Regions from separate parts of the Homo sapiens genome. Here regions 1 and 2 are each linked to region 3. The links are chromatin contacts, found by Hi-C or POLR2A ChIA-PET in ENCODE. All regions are on one chromosome and are shown on one strand. Each heading gives the region's core, a stretch centred on a gene start or an enhancer-like site at or near the end of the contact. The rest is flanking DNA. Distances are from core to core; before and after follow the strand shown.

The links. A loop is a pair of places that touch in the nucleus more often than their neighbours do. ChIA-PET counts read pairs that join two places held with the same protein, here RNA polymerase II (POLR2A). Pooled maps may share reads with other maps.
Region 1: a map of gastrocnemius medialis shows a loop between it and region 3 (2.3-fold over the local background). The contact joins two enhancer-like sites. A Hi-C loop is called at or near these places in 3 of 168 maps with a recorded cell type or tissue (endothelial cell of hepatic sinusoid and gastrocnemius medialis) and 1 of 50 pooled maps. POLR2A ChIA-PET finds 5 or more read pairs at or near these places in 1 of 52 experiments (CD4-positive, alpha-beta T cell).
Region 2: a loop to region 3 is called in a map of ascending aorta, with 2.7 times the contacts of the local background. The contact joins the promoter of RPS6KA2-IT1 here to the enhancer-like site in region 3. A Hi-C loop is called at or near these places in 2 of 168 maps with a recorded cell type or tissue (ascending aorta and sigmoid colon) and 5 of 50 pooled maps. POLR2A ChIA-PET finds 5 or more read pairs at or near these places in 3 of 52 experiments (A549, Panc1 and naive thymus-derived CD4-positive, alpha-beta T cell).

What each region holds. Positions count from the first base shown.
Region 1 is chr6:166,639,187-166,641,886 of GRCh38, forward strand. The region is part of intron 1 of LOC107986671 (a long non-coding RNA gene); the gene reads left to right. It also overlaps a transcript of RPS6KA2 not described here. Among named protein-coding and RNA genes, the nearest start is that of RPS6KA2, 13 kb to the left of the region's middle. Within about 2 kb of position 1,319, at least 10 of the 41 ENCODE cell types and tissues checked have a DNase peak (open chromatin) inside an H3K27ac peak, as active enhancers do.
Region 2 is chr6:166,464,042-166,466,741 of GRCh38, forward strand. RPS6KA2-IT1 (RPS6KA2 intronic transcript 1) reads right to left here and starts at 1,342. Exons shown (of 4, transcript NR_046793.1): 1 at 1,284-1,342. The region is part of intron 11 of RPS6KA2 (ribosomal protein S6 kinase A2); the gene reads right to left.
Region 3 is chr6:166,555,686-166,558,385 of GRCh38, forward strand. All of the region lies in intron 1 of RPS6KA2 (ribosomal protein S6 kinase A2), which reads right to left. Among named protein-coding and RNA genes, the nearest start is that of RAMACL, 30 kb to the right of the region's middle. Within about 2 kb of position 1,351, at least 20 of the 41 ENCODE cell types and tissues checked have a DNase peak (open chromatin) inside an H3K27ac peak, as active enhancers do.

The DNA.
Region 1 (2,700 bases), core at 69-2,568, 83 kb after region 3:
TGAAAACTCCCCTATTCAACTGTATTGTCTTATGCAAGGCATAACCATGTGCCCCGCTGCCCAAACCAGAAGGTAAGACTTACCGTGACCTCCTGACACGTCCTTATTCCCTACGTCTCTAGTTACTGAGATTTGTCAACTGTGCCTTCTACATGTTTTCCCCGTCTTGCCTTCTTTCCAACCCTGCCCTCCATAACACAGCGTGGGTCCTCCTTAGCTCTTGCCAGAAAATAGTAATTACTGGCTAAAGGCTTTCCCTACAACCCACCTGTGGTCCTGCCACCAGCCTGATCCTTCTAGAAGCGAATCTGGTTCAGTTACCCCAGGGCATGCATAGCTCCAGAGCTTGGAAGCTTGGAAGCCCCAGACTCTGTTCTTCCTAGCCAGGCCTTCTTCCATGTTGCGTTTGCCTCTCCTCCTTCCTCCAGGGTGCAGTCTCTGCTCCTGCCCCGCTGACTTACTCCTAAGAAGATGAACTGTGGTGTCTCCGTGACATCATTCACGCAGTGGCCACGGCTGTCCTTCCTGCCCGCTCTGCCTCTGCCCACTGGCCACATCTCCTTCCAGCATCTTCCAGACCCAGCATTGCTCCAGGAAGCCACACCGAGATCACTCCACCCCACAGGCCCTGTTGGGGTCTCTCCTGGGTTCCTCTAGTTTGCTCACTGTGCTGTATTAAAACTTTGGGTTCCCCTCTCTCTCCCACCAATGTTAAACTACTTCAGAGAAGCAAGTGTCCGTAGCGTTCCATGCGTGTGTGTAAACAGACGTTACTAGGATTATTTTCAGTGGGTTGCTGATTAGGAAGAGCTTTGGTCTACATTATTATTTCTGTGACACATTTATCTACGAAAGAGACACAGCGAACCCCCTTATGCAGTGAAGATGGTGAGGCTCTAGGAGGTTAACACAGAAATAAGGGACTTTTCCAAGCCTATACATAAATTATAGAGGAATTCAAAAGGAAGGGAGTCAGCAGGAAAGAGGAAACAGGTTACAACTATAGCAGGAAGGATTTCTGTAGCTTAAAAAGGAAAAAAAAAACCCATCATAGAAAAATTTCTCAAGATCTGGCATGGGTACAAAAGAGAACATAAAATCTTTGCTAGATTTGTTTTAGCAAATTTTCATTGTTTAAAAATATTTCATAAACACCTATAGTATTTCAGGCACTAAATACCTCTACTAGAGATGAGAACTTGATGAACACGTAAAAGCCAGACAGGGGGAGCTGAGAATAGCCCGTGTGGCAGCCCCGGGAGAGGCGCGCCCTGTGGTGCGGTCTCCTCCTCCCCTCATCAGGGGAGCTCGGGAGGAAGCTGGGGCTGGGAGGCAGCACCGCCCTTCCCTGCTCCGCTGGGTTTTTCCCTGTTCTGGGCAACCTGCTGGGTCACGTATGTAGAGAGAGCCTTCCCGGAACACATGAGAATGCTAGATAAAACAAGGGGGAAATCTCTTCTAATGAAGTGTGGCTGGTCCGATAGTAAGCAGGGAAGAATAAACGCAGGCAAAAATGAGGATAAGGAGATATTGTGAGGTCGAGCACTGTTCTGAGCAGTGCCTGTCCTGCAGGCTTATGTGAGTCTCTGCCATCTAGACCAGAGGTTCAGTGGGGGGCCAAGCAGGGTGTGGGGGGTCGGATCCGAGTCGGCATTCCCATAGAGCAGACTCAACGGCGTGACCTTGGAAGAACCTCACTGTGAAGAAGGAGGCTTGCATCTTCAGGTGGGAGTGTGGCAAAGAGCAAGGGGTAAAAACTGCCCTCTCAGATTTCTTTAGCTCACACTTCAGCCAGTTGGAAGCCAAAATCCTCACTGCTAGTATGGCCTGAAAAACTCCAATCCAAACTTATAGTTTTTAGAGGTTCCAGATTGGTAGCACCCAGAGGACCAGGCAGAGGCAAATGTAAGTACAATCAGGAGGAACATGCTTTAAACACGTGTCACAGTTTAAACGGGAAATTTCTAAGGGGCATGAGCTCGCAAACATAAATCACTAAATAATCACAGATACAAACTGTGGGCAAGAGTCAGCAGAGACAACAAATTCCAAAATCAGACCTGTACAGATAGCAAAGGTTAGGAATTTGTATAAATAATATAAAATATGTGTCTTCAATACATTTGAAAAACAGCAAGGAAGGTTGAAGCATTACAAGAAAACAAGAGATTATAAAATGACCAAGCAGATTTGTAAAAATAAGTAAAACTTTAAAATTGAAACAGTAATAATTTAAATAAAAAATTCAATAGATTGGCCAGGTGTGGTGGCTCATGCTTATAATCCCAGCACTTTGGGAGGCTGAGGTGGGCGGATCACTTGAAGTCAGGAGTTCAAGACCAGCCTGGCCAACATGGCGAAACCCCATCTCTACTAAAAATACAAAAATCAGCCAGTGTAGTGGTGCATGCCTGTAATCCCAGCTACACGGACTGAGGCAGGAGAATAGTTTGAACCTGGGAGGCGGGGGGTGCAGTGAGCCGAGATCACACCACTGCACTCCAGCCTGGGTAAAAGAGTGAGACTCTGTCACAAAAAAAAAAAAAAAAAAAAAAAAAAAAAAAAAAAAAAAAAAAAATTCAATAGATCAATTAACAGCAGTTTGGGCAAAGTCCAACAAAGAGTTGGTAAAAGAGACGTTGGATCTGATGATAATTGAGAGAAAGACAGAAATACAGGAAATATGAAAGGGGGGTTAGG
Region 2 (2,700 bases), core at 92-2,591, 92 kb before region 3:
ATCTCGCTGCTGGCAATGGGAGCAACAGCTGCATGGAGACGCCTGTGCTGTGAGGCCCTGACCCGCAGCCTACAGCTCCCACACCCCCAAACCACTCTCTGCGCCATACTGCAAATACTCCACTTGTGGGCAAGAAGACCAAAGTGGCCTGAAGACCCGGAACCCACCCTCTGCTCCTGCCAGGACACACAACAGCCAAGTTCAGGGCACACCCCACGCGCTGCCAGATCACCGAGCGACCTCAAGCTTCTCATTGTCCTGTGCCTCAGTCTCCTCTACAAGTTTCTCCCATCTCACAGCATCACAGCTAATGGTGTGCTTGGAAGGGTTTCAAACTGTACAAAGAACATAAACATGAGCTACTAGTATTGATCATGAATAACGAATAACAGTAATAATAAGAGTCAGTGCAATACTAAGGGTCTAGGCCCTGGACAGAGTTCCAGAAACAAAGATGTCCCTCCCTGGTGACTGTGTGTCTCCAGCATCATCATTCACTGCCTGTAATAATATTTGCAGTTCCCTGGGTCCCCCTGCAAGGGACGCCAGGCTGGGCTGGGAGCCGTCCTCAGACTGGCTTGTGCTGTCTGCAGTGATTAACTTTTACGAAGCTTTTTTTGGGTTCGTGCTAATTCTGTGTTCTCAGCATGCTTCAGCCACGGGGGAAAAACCAACACAGCTTCTATCTGCTGGACTCTGCCGTATCCTCTGCAGAGGTTTGTAGTCCGATCATTAACTCGTGGCTTCTCACTCAGCTCATCAAGCAGAGCTGGCCTTCAGAAGGAATGGCTCCCGTGCAGACGTTCACTCGCTCATCTCTGAAGCTAAATTAAAAGGCAGCAGCCCACACCTCCACCGTCCCCACACTTACTGTCAGCAGATGGGTCCTGCTCCAGCAGGCCACTGAAGACCCCGGGGACAGCAGTGGGATGACAGGTGTTTACTTAAAAAAATAAATAAATAAATAAATAAATAAAAAGATCTGCTGGCAGTATCGGATCACAGAGAGCAGCAGAAAGCAAAATAAATATCCTAATATTTTCCCAGTTGGATCCTGAGGCAAGCCATTGGGTGAAGTACCCAGGCAGAAATCTAGTGGTTAGGAAATGTCTTCTCATTCGTCATTAAGGAGTGTCTGCATTGCAGAGGGAACGGCTTTTGGTGTTAACAGTTCTTGCAAATGAGGCTGAACTGTGGTTTTCAGTTTTCTGAGCTGCCGAAAAGCAGAATGGGCACATCTGGACAAATACATCACGGAGTAAAATTACCCCTTAAATAAATACCTTTAAACATCTTGCATTTTAGCCCCTGCTTTCTGAAGAATGGGTTGATGGCTTGCCTGGATGTGTTATTGGGGTTTGAGGTTAGCCATGAAGACACATGGGCTGCTACTGGGGCCGCAGACACAGGAGAACACACGGGCAAACTTGACTCATGAGAGAGGATCAGCTGAGATGGGGGGACCACTGGACTCATCCTAGCAAGATGTTGACAGCTTCTAAGACCATCACGGAGCGGGACTGTGCCTGCAGTTTACGCGGTGTCCTGAACACGGTGTTTTCATGCCTACACATCTTTGCTGGAAGCATCCTTCTTCTCCTCCTTCTGCCCCTCTGCTGGTTAATTCCACTCGCCCTCTTTCAGGCATCATTTCTCTCTCTTTCTGCTGGCCACTTTCACTGTGCACAAACCTCTTCCATCGGTGGATGATGGCGTTATGGGACAGCAGACTCCTCAGTCTGTGAGCAGCTGGAGGACGGGGCTCTGCGTTCCAGCTGTGACGTCATGGACATGGACACTTTGCTGGTGCACCACCAGGGTGAGCACCAAGCGTTATTTATCAAATGCATGAATTAATGCAAAAGTGGCATTTCTGAGCTCTTCTGCCACTCACGGGCTGTGTGGGTTCAGGGCGCTGGGCAGAACAAGAGCCTGCCATTCCTCTAGCACTGCTGCCTGCCTTCCTCTGGGAAGTACAGACATGAAGGAAACACGCCTGGTTCTGATCAATCACAAGGACCTCTCTCAAAACGAAAACAAGGCCAAAATAAAATCAAATTAAGTGCTAAGAGCAACAAAAGGAACTTCTCAGCTCTGATTCTAGTCTGATTCCTTTGAAATCACGCAGAAATGCCACCTTCTTGGGTTGTGTTTGCTTTCCAGCCACAGGGAGACCAGAGCACCCTGAGCAGAGGCGCTGTGTAGAGAAGGCTCTTATTGCCACAGGAAAAAGGCGGCTTCTGCTCAGAGCTCGCCGGACCTCAGCATTCTGGAATGCACATTAATCTAATGTGTCATAGTTTTCCAAATCCATCGTATTGTTAAAATTCCAGGCATCTCACAAGGTTGTCTTAGCAAGTGCGTAAGCCCTTCTGGGCCATGCATACTTTGGAGTGGCTCCACTCTTGGCTGAGTGCTCTGTGTTGCACTGTGTCACCTGGGGGTTCGGTGTGAAGAGACTTCTCTTTCCTACCAGCTGCAGCCCTCAGGGTCTCCCATCCCAGGATGCTGCCCTGCCCACCTGCAGCTCCCCCTCCCAGCCCAGCAATCCTGGTTCTCCATTCTCCCAGGCATGGTCTCTGGAGGAAGGACTAGAGTGTGAGAGTGAGGAAATGGAGGGGGCAAGTCTCCCTCGACAGCTGTGACTCCTGTCTTGAGAGTCTCACTCATTCATTCACTGATTCATTCACTGACTTACTG
Region 3 (2,700 bases), core at 101-2,600:
TTACGCTTACATTTCCCAGTCACCTTTCATGTTTGAGGTTTCATCATTCTGAAAGGTGACACAGAATCATCATGGAACAAGAGCATCCTTCTCCCTACCCAGATAGGTCCTTCATCTGGGCGTCATCAGAGAGGTGGGCTGCTGTCACCTCACTTATAGGTAAAAATATACTTTAGGCAGACTGTGGGGAAAAGGAAGGAGACTAGAGGATGCTGCTCTAGGAAGGATGGCCCAGGGTGGAGGTGATGGGGAATCCTAGAGTGACAGTTGCTAAGTGGGGTATCTGGGGGAAAACAGTTGGGGCAGTGAGCTCAGGACTGGAGTGAAAGGGCCACGGCTAGAAGCCCTGGGGTAAGAAGATGCAATTTCTGATTATTTCTCCTGTAATCCAGGGGTTATCCATATGCACTTATCTGGAGCTGGTCTTTGGGGAGCAGTGAATAGCCTGTTCCTGGACCCTCTTTCTCTCTTCTGCAAAGTCCTGGATGGGCAGGAAATCAGGTGGCTCTCTCCTGTGCAAGAGTCCTTGTTCCAGGCCCTACCTGTTGGGGTTCTCTGCTCGGGTTCAGACAGAGCCTCACCCACTGGGTGCAAATTCACTCACACCAACTCCTCAGCTCCACAGGCGACTGACTGTAGATGTTACTACATTTTCATTTTTCTTGGCTTGTAAGTCCCTAATGACTTTTCCCCCTACTACCTGACATGTTAGAAATGGTCATTCCCATAGCCACTGAAAGATACCCATGTTAATCTCCACCTCTGAGTCAACTGGCCTTGTAAGCACACTAACCCTTCATCACAGAAGAAAGTGAATTATGTGAGTGGGTTGTGGTTGGGAACCACTTACTCCTGAGAAGACAGCAGAATCCCACCACTAACCTATAGGAATGAAGATGACCAAGTCATGCTGGAATAGACTCAAGAGTACAGAGGTGGGCAACTGGCACACCCAAAGGAACACAGGACATAATACAAACCTTCCTTTCCCACCACAATAATAAAACCCCAAAGAGAATGTAATGTTACTGTTTCTCTGTGGAGCAGAATCCCTCTGAGTCCAGCTGTCTGAATCGGGCGTCGTTATTCTAGGTAGGCCACCCACAGCCTTCCAGTAAGCTCCACCAGAAACCCAAACAAAACACAACAAAAAAAACTTGTCAGGGCAGTCTTTGTAAAAGTACAATCCCCTAATGAACATTTTCTATTGTTTCACCCAGGCAGATTTAGAAGCCCGCTAGAGGCTGGTATGCTGGGCGTGGACTCAGTGTGTAGCTGGTGTCCAGTGTTCTGGCCAAGTCCACGAGTTCTCAGGCAAGTGCCAAGAAACCTGCATGCCAGCAACCAGACCACGGGGCATTAGCCGGGGCTGACTCATCACATCCCGCCTCGCCAAACACGTTTTCTCTTCCTGTTACCCAGTGCCAAGTGGCTGTGCTGAACAAGAGGGCACAAAGTAGAACATGCCCTCCCCCTCTCTGCTAAGTTCCTCCCTGATCTACGGCAGGCAGTTCCCACCCAGCCAACAGGCAGAGGCAGCTGCAGCCTGAGTGCGCAGAGGGTAGCTCCTGCCGGGGTGAGGACCGTGGGCGCGGAGCATGCTTCCCAAGAACAGCCCGCAGGGAAGACGCCCAAAACCTAAATCGACATAAACACGGTCCTGGCCACCACGTCCCCCACAGACTCAATGGTCAGGTGGCCGGGGTCACTCTGAAAATGAACTGTTCTCCCACTGAGCTGTGCCTCAACCCAAATTAACCTGAAGTTCTGTTTACAGGGATTGAGAGAAATGAATGGATTGAATTATGCTAATATCTTCCCTTCCCATAATCCTAATTGAGTGATATGGTCTGGCCTTAGAGTTTCTCTGGCACCTTTGTCAAATGACAGAAAAATCAGCTTTTGTGTTTTTGTGTCTGTTATTAAAAAATGTTTTAATGAAGTATTATACCACATAATAGATATATAGAAAAGTCCAGGCAACTTACAGAAATAATACAGATAAATTACAAGAAAGTTGTTATTCCCAGGCAAATATCCAGAGTTCAAAATGAAACTCGAAATCCTTCTAGTCTCTATATACAGACTTTCCTCACTCTGTGAACCCTCACTATCCTAATATTTTCCATAACAACTTGCAAAACATTTTAGCCCCAGTTCACCATCCAAATAGAAAGCCTGTTACACCAGTGTATGTCAGGGTTCTTCAGAAAAACAAAACCAGTAGGTGATATGTGTGTATGTGTGTGGGTGTGGGTGTGTATAGAGATGTATATGTATATACAGAGGGGTGTGTGTGTGTGTGTATATATGTATGTGTATATATAGGTGTGTATGTATGTGTATATATAGGTGTGTATGTATGTGTCTATAGATTTGTATGTGTATATATATAGGGGTGTGTACATATATATGTATGTATATATAAAGATGTGTATGTGTGTATTACATCTATGTATGTGGGGAGAGAGAGAGAGAGAGAGAGAATGAATCAGCCCCCACACATATAGAAGCTGACGAGTCCCAAGGTCTCCAGTTAGCAGGCTAGAGACCCAGGAAGAACTGATGTTTTAGTTCAAGTCCAAAGGCAGGAAAACACCAATGTCACAGCTCAAGCTGTCAGGCAGGAGGCGTCCCTCTTCCTTGGGACAGGGCCAGCCCCTTTGCTCTGTTCAGACTTTGGCTGGTGGAGGAGGCCTA